2 separate regions of the Homo sapiens genome follow, and region 1 is linked to region 2. A link is a contact called in ENCODE Hi-C data. All regions are on one chromosome and are shown on one strand. The core of a region is the stretch at or near the end of the contact, and the rest is flanking DNA. Distances in the headings are between cores, read along the strand shown.

The links. A loop is a pair of places that touch in the nucleus more often than their neighbours do. Pooled maps may share reads with other maps.
Region 1: a loop to region 2 is called in a map of chondrocyte, with 3 times the contacts of the local background. The contact joins two enhancer-like sites. A Hi-C loop is called at or near these places in 8 of 168 maps with a recorded cell type or tissue (GM12878, K562, chondrocyte and 2 more), 4 of 37 single-sample maps with no recorded cell type and 20 of 50 pooled maps.

Annotation. Positions count from the first base shown.
Region 1 is chr22:19,618,214-19,623,996 of GRCh38, reverse strand. No RefSeq gene overlaps it. Among named protein-coding and RNA genes, the nearest start is that of LINC00895, 54 kb to the right of the region's middle. RefSeq lists enhancers at 2,905-3,666, 5,687-5,783 and a silencer at 4,017-4,311. Within about 2 kb of position 2,970, at least 8 of the 41 ENCODE cell types and tissues checked have a DNase peak (open chromatin) inside an H3K27ac peak, as active enhancers do; they include heart right ventricle, where a contact is called at or near this core.
Region 2 is chr22:19,214,873-19,220,597 of GRCh38, reverse strand. CLTCL1 (clathrin heavy chain like 1) reads left to right here. Exons shown (of 33, transcript NM_007098.4): 18 at 591-713; 19 at 4,342-4,487. Among named protein-coding and RNA genes, the nearest start is that of SLC25A1, 39 kb to the right of the region's middle. RefSeq lists an enhancer at 2,143-2,880. Within about 2 kb of position 2,482, at least 5 of the 41 ENCODE cell types and tissues checked have a DNase peak (open chromatin) inside an H3K27ac peak, as active enhancers do; they include heart right ventricle, where a contact is called at or near this core.

The DNA of each region.
Region 1 (5,783 bases), core at 1,721-4,220, 400 kb before region 2:
TGCCCTCCAACCTGAGTGACAGAACAAGATCCCCATCTCTTAAAAAAAAAAAAAAAAGGCCGAGTGTGGTGGCTTACGCCTGTAATCCCAGCACTTTGGGAGGCTGAGGCGGGTGGATCATGAGGTTAAGAGTTTGAGACCATCCTGGCCGACATGGTGAAACCCTGTCTCTCCTAAAAATACAAAAATTAGCCGGGCGTGGTGGCAGGCACCTGTCATCCCAGCTGCTCGGGAGGCTGAGGCAGGAGAACCGCTTGAACCCGCCACTACACTCCAGCTTGGCAACAAAGCGAGACTCCATCTCAAAAAAAAAAAAGGCTGCAATGAACTGTATGCGGAAAATATGTGTGTTAGATGAGCTGCGTTCAGGCAAGAGTTATGGTGTTGCTGGTGGTGAATACATTAAAGAAGCAATAATATATATTAAAGTGTCTTTCAACAGAAACAGACACACAACAAGGTTATGTATGGATTAGTGAATGAAATGTTGCAAACAGAAGCTCTCACAAGCTTGTATTTCCCCTGGAGCAATGGTTCTGTACTTTCTGGTTAAAAGGTTTAAGATGAGACAGTTCTGAGCAATGATTCTAAATGTCTGCCACATCTCAGACAAGAAACACTTCTCCCTGGAGCACCAGAAAGCACTTAGGATAAGAGGCAGACCCATGTCTCTTCCCCAGGGACTCCTTTCTCCTCTGGAGTCCCTGGAGCACTATGCACACACAACACGCTGCGCTGCATCCCCTTCTCCCTTCCTCCAGCCTCCAGAACCCCCGAGTCCAAAGCCTTGGCTTCAGTGGTCTGTGCCCCAGCATGCCAGCTGGGCAGAGACATTTTTCCTCTTCTCTAAGAGTTAGGAGACAACGTCATTTTAACAAAAGCAGGACACCTGACTCCTTTAAGAGGGCTCGCTGACGACCATAACTACTGAAAATAAAGGAACGTTTCCATGTGAAAGATGCTACTTCCAGAGGAATTGCACTTGACCCCTGGCAGGTGGGGCTGCCAGAGCTGTCTCGGGAGGTCTGCGGGGGTGGGGGGCGCACACACACACACACACACACACACACACACACACACACACACACGGGTCAGATGGGGAGGAGCATGGGATGGGGCTGTCAGCAGGAAGGGTGTGCAGGGGGCAAAGGCGTGTTGTAGGGTCTGGGCTCCTCATCACTGGAGGGGCCTGGGCAGCCTTGGACGCCACCACTTCTGCTTCTGGGAGGTTACAGAGGGATTCCAATGCTGAGCCCCCAGAAGTGACTCAACCAGGCATCCGTTTCTCCAGTCATCATCCTCTGCTTTGGAATTAAACTCTCCCAGGCCTTAGTAAGCAAGAAGACAGCCCTGCAGGTGAACTTGAGGGTGAAGGGCAGGGAGGGTGGAGGGGTTGGTCCTGCCCCCTCCAGGTCCTTGAAGGCTCCAGCTGGAAGCTGCTGGGGCAGGGCCGACTCTCCTGGGAATGGGACCCCACCCCACCAGGTCCAGCCCTTCACTCCTTTTCCTTGCCTAAACTTTTTAACGCCTCTGCCTGGACTTCTCTCGGCCCGAAGATTCCCATCCAGTTCACTGCTATTGTGCGCTGAAAAGCATTTCAGTTCCCTATATGACGCTTTGCTACCCCAACCCTGACTTAGCAGCGCCGTAAGCCACTTCGTAATGTCACTTCTGCCTCTGGTTTCCCTGTTTCTGTTATGGGACCCAGCTGCCTCATAAATGCTTCGCCTGTGATCAGACACAGTTGGGGCTGCCAAGGGCTCTCACCCCAGCAGGGCCTCACCAAACCCTGCAGAGAGGACCCCAGGCATCCAAGAAGAGGCTGGGAAATGCCGAGTGCCACCACCCTGCCGACACCCCACGCTGGCTTCAGGGCTGCTCGGTGTGATTGGTGACACGGAAGGGTGGTCATGCAGCCACACACATCCCCATGGGAATCCGCGGCAGAGGAGGGCAGGCGGGGCACGGGTACATGAAACAGCAGCCTTGACCTTGACTGAGATCGTGGTGATTAAAAGGGCAATTGAAACAATGGGGGGAAAGCCAGAACCAGGGGTGCGAGAATAATCTATCAGGACTCTTACCAGAGCCTTCCTGAAGGGAAAAAGAAATCCAGTAAAAACAAACTCTCCTTCATGGTGGCAACAATGAAACAATCTCGCTTCTCTTGCTCTCAATTTTATTGGCCTCCAAAGTTTCTGTGTTTCTAAAGATTAGCCTTCCCTTGGGAAGTTAGTGGGGGGAAAATAAGCAAATATTAGTTTCCCTCTCGAGAAGTCATTCTTTCGAGCCAGTTTCCCCAGGAGCTCTACAGGGCACAGCTTGTGAAACCTCATTCCAGGCCTTCTCAACTCAAGTGGGGGGAAAGGATTAACAAATATCTTTGAATTCCAGCAAGACAAAACAGGAATGGCCTCAAGCCGGGCTTCCTCCTGCAGCCTCTCCAAGGCTCCTTCTGCCTGGCCCAGAGTCACGGAGGAAGAGCGCCCGTCTTCACGGGCTGCCCTGGCGCTGCATCAGATCCGCCAGGTGGGCCGGGGACAAATCCTGATTTTCACTTCTGATTAGTAATTGTGTGCGAGAGATGTTCCCAGCTAAAATAATATACAATAACTTCCCTAGAGAAAATATACACAGTCAATTTTTGGAATCACTTAACACAACCCTTCACCAAGTGAATGTACAATTGGAACAACATAACACGTTTCCCATGTGGAAGAGAAGGGCTGGTACACGTTGACGTCATCGTGGGAGAGACAAATGTGCCGGTTTTATTAACCCCAGGCCACACGTAGGTGAGCAGTGGGCCATTGTTATGCAACCATTCAGTATTATTTTTCCATAAATCAAGGTAACGCCTAATGAAGTCCGAGTCTTTAAATCAAGCAGCCTTTTCCTATTTGGAACATAAAGTTGGGCTGTTGCCAGGAGCTCCGGGAAGCAGAGGGCCACAAGTAGCGTTTCAATAAGGAACGTAAGTGCCCATTCACCGGCACCGGATGCAGGCTGGTGGGTCAAGCCCACTCGCCAATATTGTCAAGTCAGTCTTAGGGGAGCTTCGCATTAGCACTGACAGTGATGGACTGCAGCTGGGGCTCAAGAGCAGCCCATGCGCTTCTGCTGGGAGAGGGACGTGGGGAACAGGCAGCTGTTTTGGCCTCCCGGGGCTGCCATCACAAAGTGCCACTGGCTGGTGGCCTCACCGCAGACCTTTATTGTCTTATATTCTGCGGGCCGGAAGTCTGGGATCAAGGCGTGGGCAGGGTTATGTCTTCCGGGGACCTTCTCCCGGGCTTGTCGATGGCCGTCTTCTCGCCATGCCCTCAGAGGGTCATCCCTCTGGGCATACCTGTGTCCTAATCTCCTCTCCTTTTTCTTTCTTTATTTAGTTTTAGAGACAGGATCTTGCTGTGTTGCCCAGATTGGAGTGCAGTGGCACAATCATGGCTCACCGAAGCCCCACATTCCTAGTGCTCAAGCGATCCTCTTGCCTCAGCCTCCCAGGCTCCCAAGTAGCTGGGACTACGGGTGCACCTCACCATGCCTGGCTAATTTTTAAAATTTTTTGTAGAGATGGGGGTCTCACCATGTTGCTCAGGCTGGTCTCGAACATCTGGGCTTGAGCAATCCTCCTGCTTTGGCCTCCCAAACTGTTGGGAGCCACCTTGCTAGGCCCTAGTCTCCTTTTCTTATAGGACACCAGTCATACAAGAGTAGGGCCCACCCTCATGACCTCATTTTGAATGAATTACCTGTTTAAAGACCCTCTCTCAGCCAGGTGCAGTGGCTCAGGCCTGTAATCCCAACACTTTGGGAGGCCGAGGCAGGTAGATCACTTGAGGTCAGGAGTTCAAGACCAGCCTGGTGAAATCCCGTCTCTACTAAAAATACAAAAAATTAGCCAGGCGTGGTGGTGCGCACCTGTAGTCCCAGCTACTTAGGAGGCTGAGGCACAAGAATCTCTTGAACCCAGGTGGCAGAGGTTGCAGTGAGCTAAGATTGCACCACTGCACTCCAGCCTGGTCAACAGAGCAAGACTCCGTCTCAAAAAAGAAAGAAAGAAAAAGATCTATCCAAATACAGCCATATGGGGTTGGGACTGGGTGGTTAGGAGTTCAACATAGGAACTTGGGAGGGAGGCCATAAATCAGCCTATAACAGGGGAAGCACAGAAAAATCTTGGCATCATTTTGCTGTTGTAAAAGAAAATGGAAAGGAAGGAAGGAATAGATATTGGGTGATTCCCGGCTGTTTTCCCGCCATGACTCAGCTGGTGCAGCATCTCCATCAGGCCAGCCCAGGCACTCCAGCATGGCCTGACCCTTGGACGGACAGGTGTGAGGGTGTGAGGGATGGAGGTCTGCATCCAAGACACCCCCAGAGACCCCTGAGGTGAGTGTGTGTGCAAATGAGCTGGCCAAGGGGCTGGATTTGCATTCTTGATGTTTTCTGCAGAGACAGAGCAGGTGGAGGAAGTGGGAGGCAGCTGGTGGGGAAAAGCCAACAAGCTTAGCTTCATTTTCAGTTCTCTGCAGCGGGGCAGCTGCTTATCTGCTGGAGGCTCAGATCCTCCATCTCTAAGGTAATGATACCCTCATCTCACATGTCCTCGAGAGGATTAACTAACTACAGCATCGTCTGCCAGGAAAGCCCAACACAGAGCCTGCCTGGTCCACAGCGCCTGGGAGCTGTCATTGTCTGCCCTCTTCCCAGCATCCCAGACTCATGCTTTCATCCAGGGCTCTGGGTACAGGGAGAGGAGGTATGGGTGGCTGGAGTCAGAGACCTAGGCACAGCTTCCTGGTCACAGTGGATTTGCACTGGAAACAAGAATGTTCTGTACTCACTGCCTTTGCAGAGTTCACATCTCAACTATGAATGACAGTGACTGAAAAGGGGCTTGATCCAGCCCCGACATCTTCTGGGTGCACATTCCCCAACTTTCTTCCCACCACGGGGAGGAAGGAGTGGGAACCAAAGGCAAATAAGTATTAGAACAATGGCAATTCAATGTCTTTGAAGACTCGAAGTAGTTGGGTGACGGAGTCACAGCATACACAATTGTGCTGGGGCCCTGTGATGTCCTGGAGTGTGCTATGATTCACATCACCCTCTTCACGATCTAGAGATGGGCCACAGGGACATTACCACGCACCTCGCAGCCCAGAGGTCACTTTCAGGTACCACCAGGTGCCATCTGGAATGGGGATAAACATTTGGGGCCATCAGTTGGTTCAGGAGGCTGTGAGGTCACATGGAACAGACAGCATCGGAAACCCCCAACCTGGATTCTGGGAGGCAGTGTGGCTGACAGCTCTGCAGGGACATGCCGCTTGACCATGAGTGGCTTTTTCATACTTTCTATATTTCAATGTTAGAGAGAAGAAAAAGCACTATTTAGCTGGGAACAATGGCTCACACCTGTCATCCCAGCACTTTGGGAGGCTGAGGCAGGAGGATCAGCTGAGCCTAGGAGGTCAAAGCTGCAGTGAGCTAGGATTGAAACTCTGCACCCCAGCCTGAGTGACTGAAAGTGAGACCCTGTCTATTAAGAAAAGAAAAGAAAAAAAGGCTGGGCATGGTGGCTCATGCCTGTAATCCCAGCACTTTGGGAGGCTGAGGTGGGTGGATCACCTGAGGTCAGGAGTTCAAGACCATCCTGCCCAACATGGTGAAACCCCATCTCTACTAAAAATACAAAAATTAGCTGGGCGTGGTGGTGCATGCCTGTAATCCCAGCTACTCAGGAGGCTGAGGCAGGAGAATCGCTTGAACCCAGGAGG
Region 2 (5,725 bases), core at 1,233-3,732:
CACACGCTAGAACATTCCAGTGGACTGTTGGTGTTTTGGAGATCTGTTATAACATTCAGAAAAAGGTCTCCAGATCTACCAGTGAAAGCACAGTTTACAGTTTTTAGATCTTGAAACATTGCAGTGTTTGTGCTGTTTTATACCAGTTCTAGGCTGTTCTGATAACATTTTACAGATGGTTTAAAGCTAGCTACATATGAGTACTTAAATTTAACTAAATTAAAAATTACCAGTTTAGTTCCTGTCACGCACCACATTTCAAGGGCTCAGTAGCCTCCCATGGCTAGTGGCTGTATCAGACAGAATGGGAGACAGAGCATGTCCCTGAATGCAGGAAGTCCTACTGGCCAGATATGTGGCACATCCCTGGGAGTTGTTGTAAACTTGGAAAGGGCATTTTGAGGTAGTTTGAGTCCATCGTTAACCCTGTAGGATGCTGCTCATCCCATGTCAAAGCATAGCGTCTTGCCTGGGCCCTGACTGTCCACCAAACCAGTATCAGGCACACAGGGAACGAATTGGGGTGTGTCCTCCCAAGCAGCTTCCGCTGGTTGGCTGCTGTGTCACACACATGAGTGTGCTCATTTCAGGTGTGCAATGAGAATTCTCTGTTCAAAAGCGAGGCCCGCTACCTGGTATGCAGAAAGGATCCGGAGCTCTGGGCTCACGTCCTTGAGGAGACCAACCCATCCAGGAGACAGCTAATTGACCAGGTGAGGCACAGAGATGGGTATGTCTGCACACCTGCATTTTGCCGTCCGATCATCATTGTGGCTCAAGTGACTGGTTTCATTTTTAATTTAAAACATCTTGGCTGAGGGCAGTGGCTCACGCCTGTAATGCCAGCAATTTGGGAGGCGGAGGTGGGTGGATCACTTGAGGTCTCAGGAATTCAAGACCAGCCTGGCCAACGTGGTGAAACCCCATCTCCACTAAAAATACAAAAATTAGCCGCACATGGTGGCACACGCCTGTAATCCCAGCTACTTGGGAGGCTGAGGCAGGAGAATTGCTTGAACCCAGGGGGTGGAGGTTGCAGTGAGCCGACATCGTGCCACTGCACTCCAGCCTGGGCGACAGACAGAGACTCCATCTCAAAAAAATAAATAAATAGGCCAGGCATGGTGGCTCACGCCTGTAATCCTAGCACTTTGGGAGGCCGAGGCGGGTGGATGACTTGAGGTCAGGAGTTCAAGTCCAGCCTGGCCAACATAGTGAAACCCCATCTCTACTAAAAATACGAAAACACACTGTGTGGCGCATGCTTGTAATCCCAGCTACTCAGGAGGCTGAAGCAGGAGAATCGCTTGAACCCAGGAGGTGGAGGTTGCAGAAAGCCGAGACTGCACGCCACTGCACTCCAGCCTGGGCAACTGGGTGAGACTCTGTCTCAAAAAAATTAAATAAATAAATAAATAAATAAATAAATAAATAAATAAAACATCTTAGTCCTTACGAACCTTCTCCCCTGCAGAAATAGCTTGCCTAAAAATAGCTTGATTCCCCAGGGTAAGCTGACTTGGAACTGTTAACTGGCCAAGGGCATAGAGTTGGCCCTTGGATCCAAAGCAGGGATATGCAGCCCAGGAAGAGAGTACCTGGTGTCATGCCTGCATGCTGGGCCCAGCTCAGCCCTCGTGGACAGAGGTGAAGTAGCTTTCAAGGTTGTCTCAGCTGACTTCCCTTTGTTGAGGTGCTCTTTATGCCCCTGTGACTATCCAGCACCTCCTTGGAGACTGGGCAGAGTGCTGGGGCCAGGGGTCATTATTGGGTATGGCCTGGCAGGTGGGAGTCTGCCTCGGCCTCTGGGAGGGCTTCCCACAGCCCTGTGGAAGAGCCTCCTCTCCAGTTATAGCCTCACAGACATTTGCAGATAGTGCCTCTGCTGCCCTCAGCACTGTCCCTAGGTGCTAGGCAGACTGTTTAGGGGTGGGGCAAGACCAATGTTGGAACAAAACCCTCGTCCAACAAGTGGCTTCAGCCCTGAGAATAGGACCAGTTAAAACTCCCACCTCCCTCATACACATTGCCAACCTGCTGGACCAGTGCTTTCGAAAGGCTTGAGGGCTGGATTTGACCTTTATCTCTACTGAATTTCATCCTCTCGTTTTCTGTCCACTGTTTCCTCAAGCCTGTGCCACTACTTTTTTAAATAAACTTTTTATTTTGAAATACTTTGAGATTTATGGAAGGTCATGTTGTTTTGAATCTCTGTTTCAACTTTGGACTTACCCATCCAAATCTAATAAAAATATTAAACAACACAATATTCTACTAGGGTTCTACATCCAGGTTCCCAGACATCAGACATTTCTCCAGGTATAGTCCAGCCACCTGGTACACCTTGAAGGTGACTTCATGTTGGTACTGGGGAAGGGCCACTTTAACACTGCACCATACCGGAGCCAGCGGGGGCCTCTTGTCTTCCTGTTTCTGGGTAGAGCTGCTGGTCTTTCATTATCTCTGCTGTAATTGGATATCTGTAGCCACCTCCTGGTGCGAAATTCAACTGCAATGCTCCTGTAATCCAGAGCGCATAATAACAGAGGGAGGCTGCTTTTAGTGTCTGGAGTGGAACCTCATTATGAAAAGTTTACTGAGAGCAGTGTCCTGAGGCAACCTTAGGTGGGGCATCCTGTATTGACTCAAACAGATGGTAGAAATTTATTTTTGCCCTTAAAACAACCTGTGTGTATTTATTTAAGTTGCTCCAAGGTTTTCTTTCTTTCTTTTTTTTTTTTTTTCTCTTTTTGAGACAGAGTTTTGCTCTTCACCAGGCTGGAGTGCAATGGCGTGATCTCGGCTCACTGCAACCTCCACTTCCCAGGTTCAAGTGATTCTCCTGCCTCAGCCTCCTGAGTAGCTGGGATTACAGGCACCTGCCGCCACGCCTGGCTAATTTTTGTATTTTTAGTAGAGATGGGGTTTCACTATGTTAGCCAGGCTGGTCTCGAACTCTTTTTTTTTTTTTTTTTTTTTTTTGAGACAGAGTCTTACTTTGTCACTCAGGCTGGAGTACAGTGGCGCGATCTCGGCTCACTGCAAGCTCCGCCTTCCGGGTTCCCGCCATTCTTCTGCCTCAGCCTCCCGAGTAGCTGGGACTACAGGCGCCCGCCACCACGCCCGGCTACTTTTTTGTATTTTTAGTAGAGCTGGGGTTTCACCGTGTTAGCCAGGATGGTCTCGATCTCCTGACCTCATGATCTGCCCGTCTTGGCCTCCCAAAGTGCTGGGATTACAGGCATGAGCCACCGCGGCCGGCCTCCAAGGTTTTCAAGAATTGACAGTTAGATGTCACTGTTGGAAGTGTACCTTCTCCTTTGGATGGACTTGTGCTGTGTCCTGGTGCCCCTTTCCCTCAGGCATACCCTTTTGGTTCCTTAGCTGCTGGGAGAGCTCCTGTTCTCAAACTCTTCAGCCTCCTTGTTGTAGTTACTACAAATTCCACAGAGGTAGAACTTTTGCATCTTATGGTACCATTGAGTTCACAAAGACTAGCAGAAAGGTGGACTGGACTGACCTTGACCCTAGGTTCCTTTAAGGCCCCTCAAGATTGCTAGGTGAAAGTTCATGGTCAGAGGGCTGTGTTAGCCATGAAAGACCGTCCAGAGCTGTCTCTTCCCTCTCATTGATACACGGCTGTTGCCCACCCCTGAGGAGAACCAGAAACTTGGCAAAAATATTAGATTCTGGAAGTCACTGAAGGTGCCTGGTCCAAAGTGCAAAGAGAACAGTGCTGGCGTTCCAAACTGCTGTTGCATGGGAAATGTACTCTTTGGAAAACTGTCTTTCCACCCTATTTGTAAGTGTTTTTGTATGTGAGACACCTATAATTGGAGGAGGGGTGGCACAGCCAGTCTTTTGTTGGTCTTTCCTTCAGATTGTGGTTCTGAGTGTCATCCGGTGTGAAGGCACGTGGCTCCACAGCTCTGGCTGTGGACTGTGCCACAGCAGTGGCAGTGCTCTCTTCTAGTAAGAGGCTGCTGGAAGCCCCTGCGGTGTCTTCATTAGAGAAGTGGAGCCATATTTGCTATTAGTGGCTTTAAGAGACAAATCTAAAAGGAGACATTCATTTCAAAATGCCTGGTGCACTGGTCATTGGAGCTGAGTAAGAGTCTGTAGCATATTTGATATGAGAGAAAAACTAATTGTCAAAACAGAGCAAACAGAATTTCCTGAAATTAACTTTGAAAACCCTTCCTTTGTTACATTAAGAAGTCTCCCATTTTCTCTGTGTCTATTCCAGACCATCTTGGAGGAGTCCTTCCCTTCTGTTTAGCTTCAAAGATACAGTCTTGAATTGACTTTAATCAAGTTCTTTCAAATGCTTTTTAAAACCAGGTGGTACAGACAGCATTGTCAGAAACACGGGATCCTGAAGAGATTTCGGTCACTGTCAAAGCCTTTATGACAGCCGACCTGCCTAATGAACTGATTGAACTGCTGGAGAAGATAGTTCTGGATAACTCTGTCTTCAGCGAGCACAGGTGAGGCTATGCCAGGGGTAGCTGTGGACACAGGCAGATTCAAAACATCTGCTTGATACTCATCTTCTGTTACAATCTCGTACCGCTTCACCCATCCAGCCTGCCCATTGGCTGCTCCCCAGACATGCCAATCTTCTTACCACCTCCTCTACCTCAATCTAGCCCTTCCCTTATTAGCTCCTGCCTGTCTCAGAGCCCAGCCTCAGTTTCACATTTTCTAGGAGCCTGCGCTCCTCTTACTGCTCTGGCCCACACTGTCCTTTAACACAATGCTCAGAGAAAGGGAGCTGGCATTTTATGAAGGTCTCATGTGGCCTAAGGATGTGTTGAACTCTTCAAATCATGGTGAACAAAGCTTGGAGAAAGGTGGCAGGAGAACCAGATCTGGGCATGTATCAGGGAAGACTTGCCCGAAGTATAATGTAGAAGCCAGATGAGCAGGAGCTGTGGCAGGGGCAGCAGCACAGGCCCGGCACTATAGAGGTGCGAGTGCGTGCTTCCGATGGACCGGCACTATAGAGGTGAGAGTGCACGCTTCCACACGGACCGGCAGTATAGAGGTGGGAGTGTGTGTTTCGGCATGGACCAGCACTATAGAGGTGGGAGCGCGTGCTTCTTTTGCATGGGCAGGCACCATAGAGGTAAGAGTGCGTGCTTCCGCATGGGCCAGCCACCTGGGGTTCCTCTCCACTTCAAAATTCACCATCAGAGATTCTGTGTCAGATTTTAATCAACTCACATCATAAGTGCAGCTGTAAAGATTTAGTTATGAGATTTATTTTGTAGGCCAGAAAGGCTATCAAGGGCTGTAGTATTATAGAGAGGAATTTGTGTGTGTGTTTTTAAACTTGGAGATGCTATATGGTAATGGCATATGGAATGTGAAATTATATTTAATGGAATCATAAACCCTGACTAATGACAGGATGCCAGGATTAAGGTGCCTGAGGTGGCTACGATATTCTGTCTTGCTGTCTGATCAACCTCCTTTGATAGTTGTTAGTTTGTGTGTACTTCCAGGCACTTACAGGTGGCTGTAGCTCTGCTGTCTTCTTAAACACTTGCTTCTCAAACATGCAGGTAACCTCAAGTTCGTGCTCTTCTTTCATTGATGATTTCACCAGACAGTTTTATGCGTAGGTAAAAATAGCCTTGGCTGGGCGTAGTGGCTCACGCCTGTAATCCCAGCACTTTGGGAGGCCAGGAGTTTGAGACCAGCCTAGCCAGCATGGGTGAAA